Regions from separate parts of the Homo sapiens genome. Here all the other regions are linked to region 3. A link is a loop called in an ENCODE intact Hi-C map of the cell type or tissue named here. Cell type or tissue: mammary epithelial cell. All regions are shown on one strand. Links, peaks and the distances in the headings refer to the core of each region. The heading gives the core; the rest is flanking DNA. Region 1 has its middle 19 kb from the start of ITGA6. Region 2 overlaps ITGA6 (integrin subunit alpha 6). Region 3 overlaps LOC107985960 (a long non-coding RNA gene).

Region 1 (7,111 bases), core at 861-5,860, 130 kb before region 3:
TTTAAGAGTATTGGCTGAGGTGTGAGGATTGCTTGAGCCCAGGTGTTCAAGACCAGCCTGAGCAACACAGTGAGACCTTGTCTCTACAAAACATAAAAACAAAAAAATTAGCTGGGCATGGTGGCACTTCCCTGTAGTCCCAACTACTTGGGAGGCTGAGGTGGGAGGAAGGATTGCTTGAGCTGGCGAGGTCAAGGCTGCAGTGAGCCAAGATTATGCCCCTGCACTCCAGCCGGGGCAACAGAGCAAGACTCTGTCTCTTTATAAAAAAACAAAAACAAAAACAAAGAATATGGAAGAAGCTGAGCATGGTATCTCACATCGGTAATCCCAGCACTTTGGGAGGTCAAGGCAGGAGGATCACTGAGCTCAGGAGTTCAAGACCAGCCTGGACAACATAGTAAGACTCTGTCTCTACAAAATAAATAATAAACAAACAAACAAACAAACTGGGTGTGGTGGCATGCTCCTGTAGCCCCAGCTACTCAGGAGGCTGAGGTGGGAGGGTTGCTTGAGCCTGGGAAGTTGAGGCAGCAGTGACCCATGATCATACCATTAAACTCCAGCTTGGGCAAGATCCTCTCTCTCTCAAAAAACAAAATACAAAAAACAAAATATATATATATATGTATACACACACATATATATACATATGTATGTGTGTATATATATGCATACACCCACATATATACATATGTATACACACATACACGTGTGTATACACACGTGTGTGTATACGTGTGTATACACACGTCTGTGTATATATGTATACACATATGTCTGTGTATATGTATACACATGTCTATATATGTATACACATGTCTGTATATATGTATACACGTCTGTATATATGTATACACATACGTGTATACATATGTATGTGTATGCATACACACGTGTATATGTGCGTGTGCATACACACGTATGTGTGTATATGCGTGTGCATACCCACGTGTGTGTGTGCGCGTGTGCATACCCACGTGTGTGTATGTGCGTGTGTATACACACGTGTGTGTGCGTGTGTATACACACGTGTGTGTATATGGTTTTAATCACTGATCACAATTATCTCTTTTATTCATAGAAGTAAGACTGAGCTTTGCTCAAAGCTTTTCTGTCAAATATGAGGGGGAATCTGTTGACAGCCTGCAAAAGAAGACCCAGAACTTCTTAGTCCTGGAGATAGACATCCAGGAAAGAATTTAGAAACACCTGGGAGTCTTGGATGGTTGGCAGATAGGGCTCAGTTGGGTTTTTTTGTCTTTGGATCTGAGCTGCAGATAGGAAAATACACGACATCCATCCATGAGTGCCATGGGAAGTCATGAGTCAGATAAGAAGGAAGAACTGGAGATTAGAAAAAACAAGGAGAAAGAAAAAAGCAAAGAAGGGAAGGCTGTCAGAGGAGGTGTTCAAGTTAGCGTTCACTTTCAGGATGATGTCTGAAGGCCACTCTGACCTCTCTTATTTTGTACAATGTAGTATGTAACAGGCTGTTCATCATCAAATCACATCCATGCTTGCAAGTGACTCAAGTTGAGCCTGACATATAGAGTGACCAGGAGTTTGGGCACTTCATGTGCAGTTTCCCTTCCCCACTCTCCACAAGACCTCCTTGGGACAGATTCCATACCTGAGGGAATCAGGTCAAGACCGAGTGAGTCATCAGCTTACTTCAGGAACCCACCTGCTGGCTCCAGAGTGGCCCCGTCAGAGCAGGAATGGCTTGGCCAGAAGAACATCACTGAGGGTGCCACCCTCTACCAACTCAGCCCCTGAGCTAGGAGTAATTTAAAGGAAAATGGGTGACATGGCCCTTATTTCTAAGGTGCTGCGCTAATGAAGAGAAACTTGAAGGCAGACTTGTCTCCATGTGGGAGCATGGAGTACAAGATCTTAATCCCAAATACATACTTGTTTCATGAGAAACCCTGAGCCCTCCATGTCTCTTGGTCCTCCCTCTCCCATACTTATAAAGCAGGTTGGGCTGACTTTTCTTTGACTGACATGTCATACACATATAACATACAACATAGACCTATATGACTACATATATGACAATGACCGAGTTGCTATGTTTACTTGAAGTTGGGCTTTTTAAAAAACAACGAGGTTGGGCATGGTGGCTTATGCTTATAATCCCAGTACTTTGGGAGTCTAAGGCAGGAGGACTGCTTGAGACCAGGAGTTTGAGATCAGTCCTGGAAATTTAGTGAGACCCTGACTCTACCACAAAAATAAATTAAAAAAATAAAAAAATTAGCTGAGCAGAGTGGCATGCACCTGTAGTCCCAGCTACTCAGGAGGCTGAGGCAGGAGGATCCCTTAAGCGCAGGAGTTCAAGGTTACAGTGAGCTATGATCACCCCATTGTACTCCAGTCTGGGTGACAGAGCAAGACCCTGTCTCAATCCGTCAATCAATAAGGACAAGAAAGGAACTATACGGTACTCACTACTCAAAAATCTTGGTTTAGGAACCACTTCAGAGGTCATAAGGATTTTTGTGCCAAAAGAGACCTTAGAGATCGTGTAAAATTCAGTCTTCTCCTATGTATAGAGTTAAGGAAACTGAGACCCATAAAGGGTAAGGGGCAGAGCCAGGCCCAGCTTGTGAGTCTCCCTAATCCTAACAAGTACTTTCCCCAGAAAACCAGATTAAAATGAGAGTGGCATGTTCTTCTTCTCAACATCGCAACACACTAGGATTCATAGGGTTCTGCAGTGGCATACAAATCATGCAGTTGTAGAACAAACACTTGGCAGAGGCTGAGGCAATTTCATGGCTTCCACTGAGGCTGGATCTTCTGCCTTAATGGGGCACAATAATCACCAGTCACTGCCACCAAGGTTCCATACAAGGGCTTGCAATCTGCCTGGTTTCACACCATTTCTCAAACCAGAGGTCTTGTTGAGAAGAGACTGAGAAAAATCACCCCTCCTGCTGTAGGAAGAGGCTCTACCCTAAATTACATTGGTTTATTTCCACAAGTTCTTCCTAAAGTCAATCAGATCAAATCAACTTATTCTAATATGCCTTGAATTGTGCTTGCTTGTGACATCAGTGTGAATCCAGGTTAATTTTTCATATGTGAATGAAATTATTCTAAATAAAAACTGTTTTTAAACAGTTAAAGTATGAGTCACATGCTCAGTATTAAACAAAGAAACTTAGACAATAGAAGTGTATAAAACAGAAAGTGACATTTTCCACCCTGTCCAGTGCCCCTCCCTTGAGATAATCATTGTTAACAGTTTGGTTTACATCCTCCCTTTTATGCCCGTAGGAACATGTTTATAAGTATTTGGCTTTCAAACCTTGACTAATGTTTAAAAGCTCCTGTTTAAAGATCATAAGTCAAACTTCCTATTAATAATGCATTAAGCTCACTTTTGGGGTCCTAAAAACAAAAATAGTAAGTGCAGAATGAAAGCAACCTGGTTTTCTGTGACTACTTTTGGCAGGTTACCTCAAACAGGCAAACAAGTCAAATCTGGTAATTTAAAAACAGGACTCCAGCCTTGACCATAGTTAATAAGAACTATAAAACCAAATTATTTTCCAGTGCTATTGTGTGGAGTTGCAGAAAAGTCTCAAGCCTAGGAAAGTTCGATTTAATCCTAAATGTTATCTTATTTACCACTCATAATGAATCTACTTGGCAGAGTCTGGTGCTCTGGTTATTTCCTTTGGTTACAATAGTAACTATGGCTAGGGTGCTATTCCCCTGATGTTTGGGGAGGTGGTTATAAGTTGGTCTGATTTGAAGGACAAGTCTCTCTAGTCTCCCCATGACTAAAGCAAGTCCACACCCAGATACCCGAGGGTTGTGTCTCTACATGCCACAGCTGAGGCAATGTAACCTCAGGTGCTATTTATCTGAAGGGCTTCCAAGGCTGCTGAGCTCCTGGCAGCTGTTCAAGAAGGGACACCTGCATTTGGGAAAGAATAGTAGCTTCCCATGGCAAGCATTCACCGCTTGTGGACCTATAATTAGAAGGGGATAACATCTTGCAAGCTGACTGCTTGTTCTCATGGTCTCAGAAAAGCGATTAGTTTCCATTTCATCCCTTGTAGCTGAATAGGACACAGGGGGTCAGGTACAGGGAGTGCCTGTTTAGCACAAGTGCCTGATGAGGCTCCCTGCATTGTGGTCCTGGATGCCTTGTCCTGGTTAGCCAGAGGAAGAAAAAAGGTACAGCTTAAATAGTGTCAGAGCAAGCCAAGGCTGAGCAATTTTTGTCATTGCCCCTCACTTTCCCTCTCAGTTAGGCACAACTTTGACCTCGAACCTAAATTTCACCACAACTTTCTCTATGCCCCTGGAGTGCTGTTTTCTGCCTCAATTTATTCATCTGCAGAATAGGCTTAGCAGTGCCCATCTCTAAAGGAGGATCAGCCAGTCCATGCCAAAGATGGGTGTTGAAAATATAGATCAATGTCACAAAGTCTCACTTATAATAATCACAAAATACTACCCAATTTCTTCTGTTACCCTGGAATTTTTTTTTTACATCAATTACTACTTGAAGTAAGCTGGGGTAATGTTTTCTCAAACTGAGATTCACAAGTTCTGAGATAATTTTTTAAATTCGGGGCTTTTCTTTGGATTATGATCTAAGAAAAGTCATATCAGAGTGTTCTGGCCCATCAGGCTGACCATCTTGTAACTAAATACTGGCTTGAGTTCATTATCTGTGTTTGTGTTTCCAAGAGAACTGGTGCTAAACTTTCAATGTCGTATGCAACACTGTACACAACATCGTATACAAGACAGTGCACTAAATTTATTGGACAATCAACATAGTCGATCAATGGATAAAAACAAATATAAGAGCTAAAAATAACAGTGATAGGAACAATTAAGCCTCAAATAACGGCTCATCATATTCCAGATCAAAAGCAACAACCAGCTAGTGAAGCATGAAACAACCAAACACATCTTCCTCCTATTCAATCCAACACCAGCAATTTGGTTTCCATAAAATATCATTTATCACATTTTAAAAATATTCCTCATTTGAATTTCACTGATTTTTACAATTATGGATATTTAATTGATAAATGTATTTTACCATTATACTTGTTTAAGGGTCAAAAACCTAAGAAGCATATAACTAGTTTTGTTTGATGGTAATGAAGTAATGTTACTTAAAAAAATAATTTGAGTCATCACTTGGGCTAATAATTTTTTCCATGAAAAGCTGTATATAAACTAACCAAATCTGAGAAATACTGAATGAGGGCATTAGCTGGGTCTTGGTGCTCTTACTAAAGAGAAAATCTCATTCTAATGTTACCTATTAGAAAAGAATTTTGTCAGTAACTTTCCAGCAGAGATTTAAAGCTAGTAGATCTTCCTAATATGATTCATAGTCTTCTTTTAAAATGTGCACGCCACCACACCCAGCTAATTTTTGTAATTTTAGTAGAGACTGGGTTTCACCATGTTGGCCAGGCTGGTCTTGAACTCCTGACCTCAAGTGATCCACCCACCTCAGCCTCCCAAAGTGCTGGGATTGCAGGCATGAACCACTGCGCCTCGCCCTTACATGAATTTTTTTTCAGAAGGGTATTAGAACATTTTTGTCAGGTTTTCTCCAAAATCCTATTGGTTTTTTTTTTATTAGGAATGTGTTGGAAATTGGAGCTTAATTTGGGGGACTGACTTATTAATAATATATCTTTTTTTTTTTTCAGACAGAGTCTCGTTCTGTTGTCTTGGCTGCAGTGCAGTGGTATGGTCACAGCTTGCTGCAGCCTTGACCTCCCAGGCTCAGGTCCTTCCACCTCAGCCTCCCAAGTACCTAGGACGACAGGCACATACATACCACCATGCACAGCTAATTCTTAAATTATTTTTGTAAAGACAGGGTTCTACTTTCTAACACTATCACACTGGGGATTAGGTTCCAACATATGAGTTTGTGGGGGACAAACATTCAGACCATAGCACTATCTATATCTTATGGTGTGTGTGTCTTATTGTGAATGGAATCTATATTTTTATTATAATTTCTGTTTATTGCTTGCATACAGGAACAGCATTGATTTGCATAATTATTTTGTAATTGATTCCTCTGATTAGGTCTGATAATTGCTTCCATTCTTTTTCATCTGAATACCATTAATGGCAGATGCCATTTTAAGTAATGCTATTAACTCAAAAAATATTTAAATCTCTTATTTTGTGCAAATGAAACCACCATGAGATACCATCAGAATGGCAAGTATTAAAAAGTCAAAAAATAACAGATGCTGCAGAGAAAAGGAAACACTTATACACTGTTGATGAGAATGCAAACTAGTTCATCCACTGTTGAAAGCAGTTTGGGGGTTTCTCAAAGAACTTAAAACAGAACTACCATTCTACCCAGCAATCCCATGACTGGGTATAACCAGAGGAAAATAATGCATTCTATCAAAAAGACACGTGCATTTGCATCTTCATCACAGCACTATTCACAATAGCCAAGATACGGAATCAACCTAAGTGCCCATCAGCGCTGGATCGGATAAAGAAAATGTGGTATATAGACACCATGGAATACTATGCAGCCATAAAAAAGTAAAATCATGTCCTTTCCAGCAACATGGATGTGACAGGAGGCCATTATCCTAAGCAAATTAATGCAAGAACAGAAAATCAAATACCACATATTCTCACTTACAAGTGGGAGCTAAACACTGACTACACATAGACATAAAGATGGGAACAGTAGACATGGGACTACTAGTTGAGACAGGGAGGGAATGGGGAATGGGCTGAAAAACTACCTATTGGGTATTACGCCTACCACCTGGGCGACAGGACCATTTGTATCCCAAATGTCAGCATCACAACAATATATCCATGTAACAATTCTGCACGTGTGCCCCCAAATCAAAAATTCTAAAAATAATAAATAAATACCTCATTTTGGTCATGTTTGCATTGAATTCCTTAATATCATATTTGTTGTCATATAAATAAATTTACGGACACTATTTTATTAATAAAATTGATACTCCAGTGTGATGTGTCGTGCATATTTCCCAGTATGTTCATCCCAATTTGACAAACATAGTTTTTCAGTTACTTCCTCTGGTTTAGACAGTCTTCTAACAGATGG
Region 2 (7,111 bases), core at 1,104-6,103, 160 kb before region 3:
TGAAAAGGAAATTAATATGGTCACAGTTTATTTTCTAAATGAGATAAATGAAACAACAGGCTTAGTAGCTCTGCCAGAGAGTGCTGGCTGTCACCCAACATCAGTTCTCCTCTTTCCCATAGTAAAAGACTTTTTAGCTGGGCATAAGGCCACCCTGAATAACTACTACTCAACTGAACCTCCCTCTTTAGCTGGATGTGCCACACAACTCAGTTCTGCTGAATAGGACGTGTGACAAAGCATCACACTGCTGCTTCCAATAATTTTCCTTAGAAGATGGCATGCATGTGCCTTTGGCTCTGTTCTTTGCTCCTTTCTTCAGCTGCCTGGAATGTAGGTGCCACCACCTTGAGTTTGAGGTTGAGGCTCCAGTGGTGGAGCAATAAGAGAGCAAGTCCTGGGTCCCAACACCTCAGACCAGCTACCCAGATTTTTAGAGGCCGGGAAGACAAAGACAAAGCAAAAAGCAAAACCAAAAGAGGTCTTTCAGGCTTTTTTTTTTCTTTTTTTTTTTTTTAAAAAAGACGGAGTCTCACTCTGTCGCCCAGACTGGAGAGCAGTGGCGCAATCTCAGCTCACTGCAAGCTCCGCCTCCCGGGTTCAGGCCATTCTCCTGCCTCAGCTTCCCGAGTAGCTGGGACTACAGGCGCCCACCACCATGCCCGGCTAATTTTTTGTATTTTTTGTAGAGACGGGGTTTCACCGTGTTAGCCAGGATGGTCTCGATCTCCTGACCTCGTGATCTGCCCGCCTCGGTCTCCCAAAGTGCTGGGATTACAGGCGTGAGCCACCGCGCCCGGCCTTTTTTTTTTTTTGTTAAAAAAAAAAAAAGAAAAGAAAAAGACAACAGATTTAGAAATAGGATACTAAGAACAACAAAGGCAATTTACAAAGTATAAATACCAGCCGGGCACAGTGGCTCATGCCTGTAATCTCAGCAGTTTGGGAGGCTGAGGCGGGCAGTCGCTTGAGGTCAGAAGTTCAAACCAGCCTGGCCAACATAGCAAAACCCTGTCTCTACTAAAAATACAAAAAAATTAGCCAGGCATGGTGGTGGGCGCCTGTAGTCCCAGCTACTTGGGAGGCTGAGACAGCAGAATCACTTGAACCTGAGAGGCAGAGGTTGCAGTAAGCCAAGAGCCCGCCACTGCACTCCAGCCTGGGTGACAGCAAGACTCTCTCTCAAAACAAAACAAAACAAACAAAACCTACAGAAATCAAGTTATATGCCTAAACGCTTACATTGTTTAATACTCCATTCCTGCACTTACAGATTTAAGAATATTTAGGGACCAGTATGGCTTGGGAACCAATTAGCGAGCACAGATGGTGGCCATAGCACGGGAGCTACAATCCAGGGGCTCCTCGCTTATGAGGGCATTTCCCCTTTATTGCTGGGTTGTGGGGGGGAAATACGTGGCGATTAGGGGGGTTCCTATGTGAAAACTGGCCAGGGAAGTAGAGAAAGAAACTCAGGGGGGTTTGGGGCAAAGCTATTTACAGGTTGAGTATCATTTTTCTGAAATGCTTGGGACTACAAGTGTTTTGGGTTTTTGGTTTTTTTTGGCGGGGGGCGGGGGGCGGGGATTTTGGAATATTTGCATTAATACTTACTGAGCATCCCAAATCTAAAAATCCAAAATCCGAAATGCTCCAATGAATGTTTCTCTTGCATGTCATGTTGGCAGGCACTCAAAAACACTCAAAAAGTTTCCAGCTTTGGAGCATTTCAGATTTTGGTTGTTCATATTTGGGATACTCAACGTGCACCAACCAGAATGAAAGTTATTTCAATATTTTAGCAACTAATACTTCTTTGTGTATACTGAATCAGTCCTACTTGGACTTGCTATTGCTGAGATAATATAGTGTATGCCTGTAGCAGCTACTACCTCCAGAAAGCTTACATCTTCTTTTCTGCTCCATAACAAACTGGCAGACCAAAACCATAATTAGAGATATCAAGGAAGTTACAAGAATGGTGGGTTCAAGTCTTGGCAGTACCACCCGTTAGCTGAGTATCACTATGGATTATCTGTGAAATCGTTCTATCTAAATATTCTCATAGGGTGTTGCAAGGATCAAATGAAACGATGGGCCAGGCATGGTGGCTCACTCCTGTAATCCCAGAACTTTGGGGGCCAAGGTGGGAGGATCACTTGAGCCCAGGAATTTGAGACCAGCCTGAACAACATGGTGAAACCTCATATTTACAAAAAATACAAAGATTAGCCAGGCGTGGTAGTGCATGCCAGTAGTCCCAGGTACTCGGGAGGCCGAGGCGGGAGGATCACCTGAGCCCAGGAGGTTGAGGCTGCAGTAACCCGTGAGTGCACCACTCGTACTCCAGCCTGGGCGAAAGCGTGAGACCCTGCCTCAAAAAAGAAAAAAGAAATAACATCAAGTAACTTTGTAAACTCAACACAGTGATAAAACATGAAACACTATACGCAATCTTACACATTCCAACAAGCCATTCTAATTTTAACACATACATTTTAACAAGCATAAAGTACAGCTAGGACACAAACATTGAAGCCTTCAGGGATCCAACAGCTTGGGCATAAGGCTGGAAACTCGATTGTTGAAAAGACTCTACTAAACCCACTGATAGCGTAGCCTGTGGTCCTATCAGATGGTTAGGATAGAAAGGAATGAGGGCAGCCACTCCTCCAGAATCAGCCGTGACCATTAAAACAACAACGCCGGCCAGGCCACTCTGCACTAGGAATTAATTAATTCACCTTAAATTAATTCATTTAAGGTGAAATGAGGGAAGCATAAAGTTCTTCACTGCAGCACTGCTTTTAACGGCGAAGGATTAGAAATTATCTGAATACCCAGACTGGTTAAATAAATCATAGTTCATCCTCGAAACTGAGTATTATGCAGAGATTAAAAATAATAAGGAAGCTCTTTATTTACAAGATTGAACAGGCATTAAAACATACCAAGAGAAAAAGAGCAAGGTGCAAAAGAATCTACATGGCAAATGGGTAAAAAAAATCTATGTACATATTTGCTTGTAAATGTATAGGTAGCTCTGAAAGATTCACAGTAAGCTGGTAAAACAATGGTTGCCTCCAGGAAGAATAGGATGCCCAGAGATCAAGGGTGGGAGGCTGACTTTCATTCCATCTTTGTAGTTTTAATATTTGTACCATGTGACTGTACTACCTATTCAAAAATAAATTAAAAATGAAATTTTAAAAATGGAGGTCAGTCCATGGACACGAGGGTCACTGAAAATCTTGCAGAGAAAATGATGGAGATAGTGAGGTTAAAAAAAAAAAATCAGCGCCCACAAGTCATGAAGCAAACCTTGTAATTGCATAAAACAAGCTCACACATGCTCTCTTTATGTGGGCAGTTGCTGGCAAAGAGTCAAAGATTGATTTTTACAGCCCGTTCCAGAGGCATGACAACACATCAGTAAAGCAAGCTCACAAACACGTACCTACTGTGCGCCAGGCACTGTGCTGGCAACTGGGGCATTACAATGAAGAGTGAATGTAAGGCAGAGGGCAAACTACATGGAAGAAAAGAGGTGCAACAGCTGAAAAGGTAGATAAGCTTTCCTAGGGAGTCCCACAGTCAAGTGAGCTGCAGCATAAAATGAATGACATCAGAGACAGGAACTCTAACCTTCCCTATGAACATCCATGGCACTGACAGCATTCAGGGGAACCTTTCAGCTATGAAAATACATCCAACAAGAACTCCTCACCCTTCGTCTATCCTCCTTTCAGAAAGGACTGAATCTGTCCTTTCTAGGGGAGTCCCAATATTCAGACTGAAAGCACTGTAAAGTGCTGTTTATAAATAGCTGCAGGGTCCAAATGCTTTAGTCCTGGATGCTGTGGGCACTCCTCAACCTGCCTGGGGCAATCACTTCCTACCGGGAGGAGCTGGGTTCACCCAAGCAGAGTGAGTCAGTGGCCTGAGTCAGGCACCTCGCCTTTCATCTAATCTAAAGCAATGAATGAGGGGTGTGGCGGTAACCAGGACTCCTTATTCAGAAACATGACGCAGGGGTTGGTGAGAAACATGGGGAACACACAGCTGCTTCTGGATTTGTGGCCACAGGCAAATCCGAGCCTAGTTTCTAATGGAGAAATGTTTATCATCTGAGCAACTCAGGATGGTACCTCTCTATGATGAGAAAGAGATCTGGACAAGTTTGATGGGACACGAACCGACGTACTTAAGCTTCTGGTGGCATTTTATAAAAACAGACACATTAGCTAGCTGGACCTCTGCTTAGGGGTGAGGGCGGGATGGGGTTCTAGTGGGAAATGAAGCAGAAACAACTCAGGACAAGAAGGGAATTGTAGGCACAGCTCTGTCTGTAGCTGGCTGCAGGACTATGACAAATCCTAGGTCTCCATTTCTTGTTCTATGAAATGAGGATGGTGGTCTACCTTTCCAGGCCATTCCCCAAGTTCCTTCCCAACTTCTACAAGTGGAAAATAGTTTCAATTGTAAAGAAATTCACAAAAACATTGGGTATTACTAGAATGTGTCTACTCTCGTTCACAGATGAAAACACCTGTGTCTTATGCACTGAGGTTTGATTTTTTTTTTTTTTTTTTTTTTTTTTTTTTTTTTTTAAAGAGACAGCGTCTCCACTCTGTTACCCAGGCTGGAGTGCAGTGACACAATCATAGCTCACTCTCACCTTGAGTTCCTAGGCTCAGGCCTTCCTCCCACCTCAGCCTTCCAAAGTGCTGGGATCACTGGCATGAGCCACCATGCCTGAGTTTAGATTTATTTTAAAGCATATTTTTAAGAGTTACAAGTGTCAGGCTCTGTTAAAGCTCTAGGCAAACACAGATAAATCAGACCCAAACCCCTGCCTTCAGTGGCCTCACAGTTCAGGACCCTCAGTAAGCTTTTATTCTGACAGCTAATAGATAGATAATATTTATTAGTTTCTATTCTGATAGCTCCCAAATAACTTATTAGAAATCTCATCATGAAAACATCAGTAAGAAAAAAGAGAGCCTATTAAACTCAACAGGATGAGAGCAACGGAGAAATTAGTCATTACCAACTCAAGAATCTAGAGCTGCTCCCAGGTAATAGATTAACATGGGTCTAAAGGAAGCAGGGTGGGGAGAAGGGATTAGTGAACAAGGAAAGTATTTGCAAGACAAGCTAAAGATGGCCTTAATACAGAGGACAGCTGTTAGTCCAATTGGTGTTCCCTGAACAAACAGGCACTTCCTTTCAAACTTCAAGCCACAAATCAAGCCTCAGCTTCAATCAGAACACAGAATGCAACTGAAACCACTCTTGGTTTCATCTTAAAGCTACCAAGAGTTAAGGAGTACTAACAACATATAAATGACAAATAAGCTAATATAGCCAGGCATTTTATTAGTTGCAATTTTCTGTTACTCAATTAAAAACTTAAATTACTTGGTTTCTCAAAGGCTGTTGGTGCCAGGTATACAACTGCTGAATTCAACTCATAGCAGTCCTTAACCGGATTGGAAAAACACATAATAAGCTAAGAGACTAAATTTCAACTTGTACCATAAATATGTTAAACTTTAAATTTCATTGCCACTAATACACATTAGAATATAGTACTAAATGATACAGCACAATCATATATTGAGTTAAAGTTTGTTTAGCTTATCAATACTTTATGGCCTCATAATATGAAACAACATCATTTCCGGGCAAGAAATGATGTGAATATACTTAACAATACTGAATCATACACTTTAAAATGGTTAAAATAAATTTTATGTTATGTATATTTTACCACAATTTTTTTTCAAAGTACCAGCATGTAAAAGATCATTCTAAAGAAATGTTTACCCTGGTTCCTGTTCTCTAAAAGCCTTTAGTGTATTTGGGGAATCAAAGAGTTCAACAAATACCTACTGAATATCCATTTCTATGTATTAGATTTGAACCAAAACTGAACAAGATGTCAGCCTTGTTCTTAAGAAGCTCACAAACCAACAGGACTCATATCCATCAGGCATACATTTATAGGGTGCCTTCCATATGCACGGGATTTAGCAAGGCCAGGAGGGCAAACAGGTGCTGTCTTATTTGCAAACACCCACACAACAGTGAAGGCTGACCAATGTTGACCTGAAGAATTCTGAGACTCCACTGAAAAAATGTGCTATGGTCATTTGGAGTGCCCTAGTAAGCAGGGGAAGGGGTGACAGTGGCTGTATTTTCTATCTCTCCCAGCCCACTATGTAGGGGACATTTAAAAACCCAAGATACTGTTCTATTAAGGGCAAGATTTATGTGGCACAAGTTTAACTCCAAGAATGGGCTATTTCACCAAACGGAAGATGTGTATGGCATACCATCAGGTGGACTGGGCACTGGGCAGCTAGGTTTCAGGGCCCACATTACCACTGACTAGCTGTCACTTGACTTTTCTGGGTCTCAGTCTTCCTTCTAGAGAGAAAAGGTTGAGCTGGTCAATGCTTCCCAGCCATTTTCACAAAAGCACTGAATGACAGAGGCAGGTGAACATGTACAGAGGCACAGTGCAAAGCAACCACCAAAAGCTTGCAATGTCTTCGAAGACTTGTGTTTTATATAAGTACACACTTCATTCTGTACTATAATGAAGCTTTTATACCACCACCATGCCACCTCAGGAAGATGTTTCATATCTGATTTGCAGCACACCAGGGGAATGTATGCTCAAGTCCTGATGACTCACACTTTTGCAAAATTCCAAAGATATTCTATTTCCTTTTGAACTCAGATTTCCCTCAAGGTCTATACCAATAATCTTGAAAGAAGAGATTGAAAAACGACAGTATTTTAGAACCCAAAGTGCTGATTGAGCCTCATTTTCTACACTCCTGACAATTCAACAAGGCCATTCGTCATTTTTTATTCAATATATGCACTGAGACGCTGGATGCATTGACTAGGATTACAAAGACAAATCAACCAGGCCAGCAGGAACAGGAAGCACAGCCTTGGCTCTCCTGCTGCGTTCTCGGAGCTGGCTTCCACCCTGTATCACACACACCCAGTCAACGCCCTCCTGTCCACTCAGCCTGCAGGATACACCAGGACTGTGCCATCCAAGGCACTACCCAATTCTAGAGCTGCAGACCCA
Region 3 (7,111 bases), core at 830-5,829:
TCACACTCTCTCTACCGACTGCCTCTTGCTATCTGGATTGCACACTCAGGCAGCCTGATTCCTGTCTGGTCAACCACATAGAAACCAAGGGAATGAGAGCTAATGTAATTGGTTGAAGTCATTTCCAGAAATATGCTATTGGGGACATATCGAGAAGGTATCTGGGTTCTAAACAGGAAATCATAATAATCAGACTAATGCAGCATCCAAATTACTTCAGGGAAAACAATTGTTACAAAATCAAACTACAGACATACCAAGCTCCTCATCAGAAATAGAAAGAAGCTTCCTTTTTCATTACACCTCTTTTTTCCAGCAAATTTCTTGCTCATTCTAGAATGAATCTTGACTATTCACAATCCCTATCATTGTTCCTGAAATAACACCCTCATTAATTATGCCTACTCTGAAATACAGTTTAACCTGTTTTATAGTTAACAGCAGCCTTAACATACAGTCCCAAGTGAACCGTGTAGAGAGCCTCAGAATTACAAACGTAAAGTGACGGCAAAGGAAGAAAATATATATGCCTTCTAACTGACTCAGAAATGGGCTTCCCACACCCCCTGCAGTCATGTGCCACACAGTGACATCAGGCAACAACAGACTGCATGTATGATGGTGATGCCATAGGATTAGAATAGAGCTGGAAAATTCCTATCCCCTGATGACATATTGATGATCCTGACCCCGATGATTAAGCCCGGGCTAATGTGTGTGTAGTTGTCTTAGTTTTTAACAAAAAAGTTTAAAAGTAAAAATAATAATAATAAAATTTAATGAAAAAAATGTATAGAATAAGGATATAAAGAAAATATTTTTGCATAGCTGTATAATGCCTTTGTGTTTAAAGCTAAGTGTTATTCCAAAAGAAGTTAAAAACATTAAAAAGCTTATAAAGTGAAAAAGTTACAGTAAGCTAAGGTTAATTTATTATTGAAGAAAGAAGAGTTTTAAAATAAATTTAAGCCAGGCACAGTGGCTCACGCCTCTAATCCCAGCACTTTGGGAGGCCAAGGCAGGCGGATCACTTGAGGTCAAGAGTTTGAGACCAGCCTGGCCAACATGGTGAAAGCTCATTTCTACTAAAAATACAAAAATTAGCCAGGCATGGTGGTGGGCAACTGTAAGCCCAGCTACTAGGGAGGCTGAGGCAGGAGAATCACTTGAACCCAGGAGGCAGAGGTTGCAGTGAGCGAAGATCATGCCACTGCACTCCAGCCTGAATGACAGAGTGAGACTGTCTCAAAAAAAGTAAAATGAATTTAGTGTAGCCTGAGTGTGCTGTGTTTATAAAGTCTACAGTAATGTACAGTAATGTCCCAGGCCCTCACAATCACTCACCACTTACTCACTGACTCACCCAGAGCAACTTCCAGTCCTGTAAGCTCCACTTATGGTAAGTGTCCTTACAAGTATATCATTTTTTATCTTTTATACCATAACCTTCTCTATGTTTAGATACACAAATACTGATCATTGTGTTACAACTGCCTATGGTATATTCAGTACAGTAACATGCTGTACAGTTTTATAGCCTAGGAGCAATAGGCTATACCACACAGCCCAGGTGTATAGTAGGCAGTACCATCTAGAGCTATGCAAGTACACTCTATGATGTTTGCACAAAGAAATCGCCTGACAATGCACTTCATAGAACATATCTACATTGTTAAGTGACACACAGTTGCATTTCAGCACTCCATGCCCTACTTCTTTATATATATATTAATAGCTTCGAGGGAATGGGTAGTCATTTAGCATTAATAAGCAATGAAAAGTGGAATCTTTTTCTTGTTTCAGAAAGTGACAGTAAGCAGTCTAGAAAATGTGGACAAGATGGAGGAAAGGAAAGAGTGAAGGGAAGAAGGGAGAGTAGAAAGGAAAACCAAGATAACTTTCCTCATGTCCTGAATCTGATGAGCTCAGACTGTCTGGCACATGCCCTTCAGGTAGGTGATAGGGCAGTGTTGGGCTGATTCTGGGAAAACTCTCCTCTACAGAACTCAGGTGTCTTTAATACAGTGTAGTCCATTTTGTTCTTTTTTCTTCTGTTTCTTAGCGATGGGTTTGCCTTTTTAGGGGTTGGCTGGAAACGAGTACATTATCATCGACCACTGACAAAGCAACAGGAGGACATCTTCTGTCCCTGGGCACACGCTGGTTACCCATCAATCACTTTTTATTGACCTTGAACTAAGATCCATAAATTCAAAAACTGCAATTTAAAAATTTTATAGGCAAACTAATGGAATATCAACTTCTACAAGGCTGATTCTTCAATAACACACTTGAAGGACATAGTCCCCTGCCAGGGATGGAGCTCTGTTTGCTGATTTTTCACTAAGGGAAGGGAGGAAGGAACACTTAGTGAGCCTCCAGTGTGTGCCAGGCACCATATGGGGTGCTTTACATATATGATACCAAATCTAAGTTGCCACCAACTGTAACACGCCCAGCAGGAAAGCAAACCTACTGCCGATTAATTGAAAGATGCCATCCAGGGTGTATTTACTGGGAAGCTAAGAGAGTTTCAGCCTCAGGGCCCTTCATTTGCATGGGCCCTTCCAATGTTCTTGGAGAGGGGCCAGCAGTGTGTTCACGTGGCCATATATTTTTGTAAAATTTGCAAAAGATATTTTAACTGCAATCAATTAGACCACTGTCTCTTTCCACTCTGACTTCCCCTCTGTCACACTTCCCCTTATGTGGGTGGCACTGGAGTGGCTATGGGCAACTTGGGGATCCTATTAAAGGGGAAGTTGAGCTGGGGATACATTTAGTCTGGGTTCAGTGGGACGTTTGTATGTGGTCTGTGCAGTTAACTTACTGCTGGGCATGCTGGGATAGAAATGGCTTCACCGCTTCTCCCCTCCACCACACTAGCTCTCCTGGCAGTAAGAAGCTCCAGTGCAGGGCTCCAGGCTGTATCCAATATAAATACATCCCACCACACTCGCCAGCAGCATATGGCCTGGGCAGCAGAAAATAAACAAGGTGTGAAGTGTGTGAGCCAGAATTTGGTCTGTGGAAAATTTTCCCAAATCTCATAGTTCATATAGGAAAGAAACTTCATAGAGGTTTTCCCCAAATTTGACAAAAAAAACTCTCAAGATTTATATGACATTACCAAAAACAGTTGTGAAGCTGGAAAACACACATTTTACTGTTGATAGTAAAAAATAAATTTTCGTCAACCATTGAGAAGGAAGACTGAACTGTCTATTCTCTCTATAGAAAACAGACATAACGAATTCATTGTCATACAGCCCACTCCCCTCCAAAAATGCAGGGCAAAGAAGTATAACAGAAGTGGGCCAGGCAGTTAATTTTTACAAATATTATGGTATTTTATGTTGTTTGTGATTTATATCACCTTTTTAAAATTTGTGGTTTGTTGTGATTTTCCCATTTAAACAAATATTCATGTTCTTACCTAATTTTGCACGTATTATTTTCTCTTTTTTATAAAGGTCCCTGAATAATATAGAGTTCAGGCCCCATAAAACTGGGGTTGTCTAGACCCCTGGATGCCATCCCAATATCAGAGACCTTTCTAATGTATGGGTGGAAATAAGAACCTTAGACCTGATTAAATACATAGCAGGTATTATTTCCTTAATTCCACATAACAACACTGGGAGGCAGGTGTGTCATTTTACAGATGAGGAAACTGGGCTCAGGAAGTTGGAAATTTTCCCAAAATTACTGCCATGGCTACATTGGCAATATTCAAAACTTAAAGCCACAAAGTGAGGCCTGAACTTTTTGAGGAGCCCTAAAGTTCCTCTATCTCCACTGAATTAGTAGAATGCAGAATCAGGATTAGAACCAGACTTTTTATCTGAAACCTTGAAGCCTTACCACAACACCTCTTTGGAAAAGAACTTCCACTACCTCCTTACAGAAATTTATATTTCCTGTTAATCCTCCAAAAAGGTATTTCATTTTCATCCTTATGTGTAATTTTGCAATTAAATGACTATCTTCTGTTCAGGAGTTTTAGGGATTTTAGAAAGGACCCATCCCCAAACTCTGCTCCCAATTGCTGTCCCCCGTGCCCAGACCAATCAGAGAGGACTTTGCCATTAGACACCCTTTGAGTTAAAACATAAAAGCTCCTTCCTCTCAAAATGTATATGTATACTTAGAAGTAGAAACTCAATGAGGAAGCTATTCTTCATCATTAAGAACTTAACAAGAATGTATATTTCAAAAGCACTAACACCGCAGGATTCCTGGGGGGAAGGCGTTGTAGTGGTGCTGGCAGGGTCTGTTTTGTTATGGAGGTGGGGCAGACACAGACGGTCCCAGGCAACCAGAAGGCAGCAGTGCTGTAGCCATTTCCACCTCCATTCTACCTAGCACACTATAGTTATTAAAAACTAATCAGGCCAGTGCAGTGGCTCAGGCCTATAATCCCAGCACTTTGGGAGGCCGAGGTGGGTAGATCGCTTGAGCTTAGGCATTTGAGACCAGCCTGGACAATGTGGCAAATCTTGTCTCTGCAAAAAATACAAAAATTAGCTGGGCTTGGTGGCGCATGCCTGCAGTCCCAGCTAGTCGGGAGGCTGAGGTGGGAGGATCGCTTGAGCCCAGGGGGCCAAAGCTGCAGTGAGCCAAGACTGTACACTGTACTCCAGCATGGATGACAGAACCAGACCCTGTTTCAAAAAAAAAAAAAAAAAAAAAAAAACGCTAATCGGTTAGTTCCTGGTACAAAACTTCTCCTGGCCATTAAGCTGGCACCACTGAATCCAGTATTTCAGGGGACTACATACAAGCAGTCCCAGTGGGGACTTTCCATCCTTGCAGATGTCATCACCGACACCAGCCTGAGCTCCCTGTCTCCCTTTGCCATGATTTATGGGGAGAAAGCTGAGGTTTAAGGCAGAAGTTTAATTGGCGGTCCACGAAACTGCTTGAAATTTGTTGCAGGAGTAAGATGAGACTGCAATTCTTAAGGGAGACAGTCAAATACTAAAGGGATTTATGAGCTCCCCAAAAGTTTAAGAACCACCGTTGTAGAAGAAAAGCACTGAAATAAAATTAGTACAAGTCTCAGAGGGAGGCTGATACCAAAAACATAGTCAAGTGATGTCAGGTGGTGCGTGTGTAGGTATGTGGATAAGAAAAAGTTTGTTACGTTTAAGTGGTGTGCAATGTTTTTAACTTGCTAGATAATCAGTTAAGAAATTCTGGTTTTTATTAAATCATTAAAATAATTAGTTAATATTTTCTCTCTTGACATGCCTATATTATATACATAATACTAGAGGATTCATCAGACTTCCATTTTTAACTTACTAGATCGTTTTATTTTTAATAATACAACTGAATGAGAATCCTATTTTTGGCTCCAAGTCAGACTATAAACAGAAAATATTGAGCTGCAGAGAAATCACCTTACCACAGTTTCATTTTGACCTTCTATTCCACAGCCATTTGTTTAATACATTTTGCTTTGTGTTTAGAAGTGCATTATTTATTATCTGAATTAAGCTGTAATTTGTTTCCATTAATACAAAAAAACGCTCTGCCAACTCAACCAGCTTCTTGTATCAATGAAAATCATGATCTCATTAGGAGTTGCTTTAAGAAAAAATGCAGCTTTTTCTTTTTTTTTTTTTTTTTTTTTTCCTGAGACAGAATTTTGCTCTTGTTGCCCAGGCTGGAGTGCAATGGCGCAGTCTCAGCTCACCGCAACCTCCACCTCCCAGGTTCAAGCAATTCTCTTGCCTCAGCCTCCCAAGTAGCTGGGATTACAGGCATACACCACCACGCCCTACTAATTTTGTATTTTTAGTAGAGACAAGGTTTCTCCATGTTGGTCAGGCTGGTCTCAAACTCTTGACCTCAGGGGATCCGCCCACCTCGGCCTCCCAAAGTGCTGGGATTACAGGCATGAGCCACTGTGCCCGGTCAGCTTTTTCTTAAGAAAGCAGCTTCTCTGCCCGACCTTCATCTTGCTTCCTTAACCCATCTCCCTCTGGATATGCCAAAATGCTTCCATCTCATACTTCTGTCCTGTTGGGTCCTTCCAATCCTTGACCCACCACCCCACAAACCTAATTTGGGCACCTGAGTCAGGGCTTTCCAGTTTGTGTCTTTGAGAGAAAGGATCTGCCCTTAGCTTGAGAGAAACTGTAACCTGGAACAACACGCCCTTTAATAGGGATGTTTGTTCAGCGTTGGTTGCACATTCATCCAAACCCACTGCACAGCTCCCTTGAGCACCACCTCTTGAGAGGGTTTGTTAGACTTATTGCAAATAAATGGACAAAGTTTTCAAGAGGTAGCATTTCTTAATTTCCCAAATGGTTGGGTTTGGGGTTTGGTTATTTGAGGCTTGTTTATTCTTTTTTATTTCTACAAAGATGATTGCCCCTCTCTGCCCCTCTCCAGCCTTCCTGACCACAGCAGACCATGTGATGATGTGAAAGCAGTTAAGCCCAAAATGCTTGACATCATTCCCATATTTGGGGACTTTCCCACCCTAGAGGTTCTTACCTCCCCACAGCTGAAACCAGAAAACTGACTTTCCCTGATTCCCTTGCAGCTAGACCTCACCATGTGACCCAGGCTCTGCCAATCAGATAGTCTAACAAACAGCTTCATTTGGAATTGAGGCCATGAGCAAGCCAACTGTGCAGAATCCATTTGCTAGAAAGGGTGGCAGTAGTGTGTCCAGATCCTAGGGGCAACAATGGCATGAGCTGTGCTGAGGGGGTCTAGACTTGGAGGCAGCTGCAGAGACCCTTTCTGACTCACTCCCAGGGTGTGGTTGGTTTGAGCCTTGTTCTGACCTGCTGGCCTACAAGCCTGACTTTCTGGCCCTCTAGAAATTTTGAAAGTATCTTCATATCCTCTAATAAACTCCTTTTTCTGCTGAAACGACTGCAAATGGGTTTTGGTTTTGGTAACAGATCCTTGATGGATACAATGCCCACGAAGACCTGCATGGTCTCCAGCCAGCCTGCTTCTCCTATTGGACCTGTTAGTGTTCTTCCCCTCTTACTGGGCCCTCGTCTTCTCCCCCAAGGAGTTAAGTTCTCTCCTGCCTCAGCCTTCGCAGGTGCTGTTTCTCAGCTGGGAATGTTCTGCCCCTGCT

What was found. Hi-C counts contacts between places; a loop is a spot of excess contacts. Peaks named below come from ENCODE experiments on the same cell type or tissue, not always from the same donor. Only the 100,000 strongest peaks of a DNase experiment are listed, where the experiment ranks them.
Region 1: a loop joins it to region 3, with 2.8 times the contacts of the local background. A loop is called at or near these places in 2 of 110 quality-filtered maps.
Region 2: it touches region 3 in a loop (2.9-fold over the local background); 2 of 110 quality-filtered maps call a loop at or near these places.

Annotation. Positions count from the first base shown.
Region 1 is chr2:172,405,334-172,412,444 of GRCh38, reverse strand. No RefSeq gene overlaps it. Among named protein-coding and RNA genes, the nearest start is that of ITGA6, 19 kb to the left of the region's middle. In mammary epithelial cell, for the core only: no CTCF peak of the experiment used is centred there; DNase peaks (open chromatin) are centred at 3,254 and 3,844; H3K27ac peaks cover 3,377 bases.
Region 2 is chr2:172,439,059-172,446,169 of GRCh38, reverse strand. All of the region lies in intron 1 of ITGA6 (integrin subunit alpha 6), which reads right to left. Among named protein-coding and RNA genes, the nearest start is that of ITGA6, 15 kb to the right of the region's middle. In mammary epithelial cell, for the core only: no CTCF peak of the experiment used is centred there; DNase peaks (open chromatin) are centred at 3,399, 3,979, 4,675 and 5,095; H3K27ac peaks cover 3,898 bases.
Region 3 is chr2:172,276,600-172,283,710 of GRCh38, reverse strand. It overlaps LOC107985960 (a long non-coding RNA gene), which reads right to left. Exons shown (of 6, transcript XR_001739773.3): 2 at 2,831-2,974. Among named protein-coding and RNA genes, the nearest start is that of ITGA6, 150 kb to the left of the region's middle. In mammary epithelial cell, for the core only: a CTCF peak has its summit at 3,646; a DNase peak (open chromatin) is centred at 1,340; H3K27ac peaks cover 1,313 bases.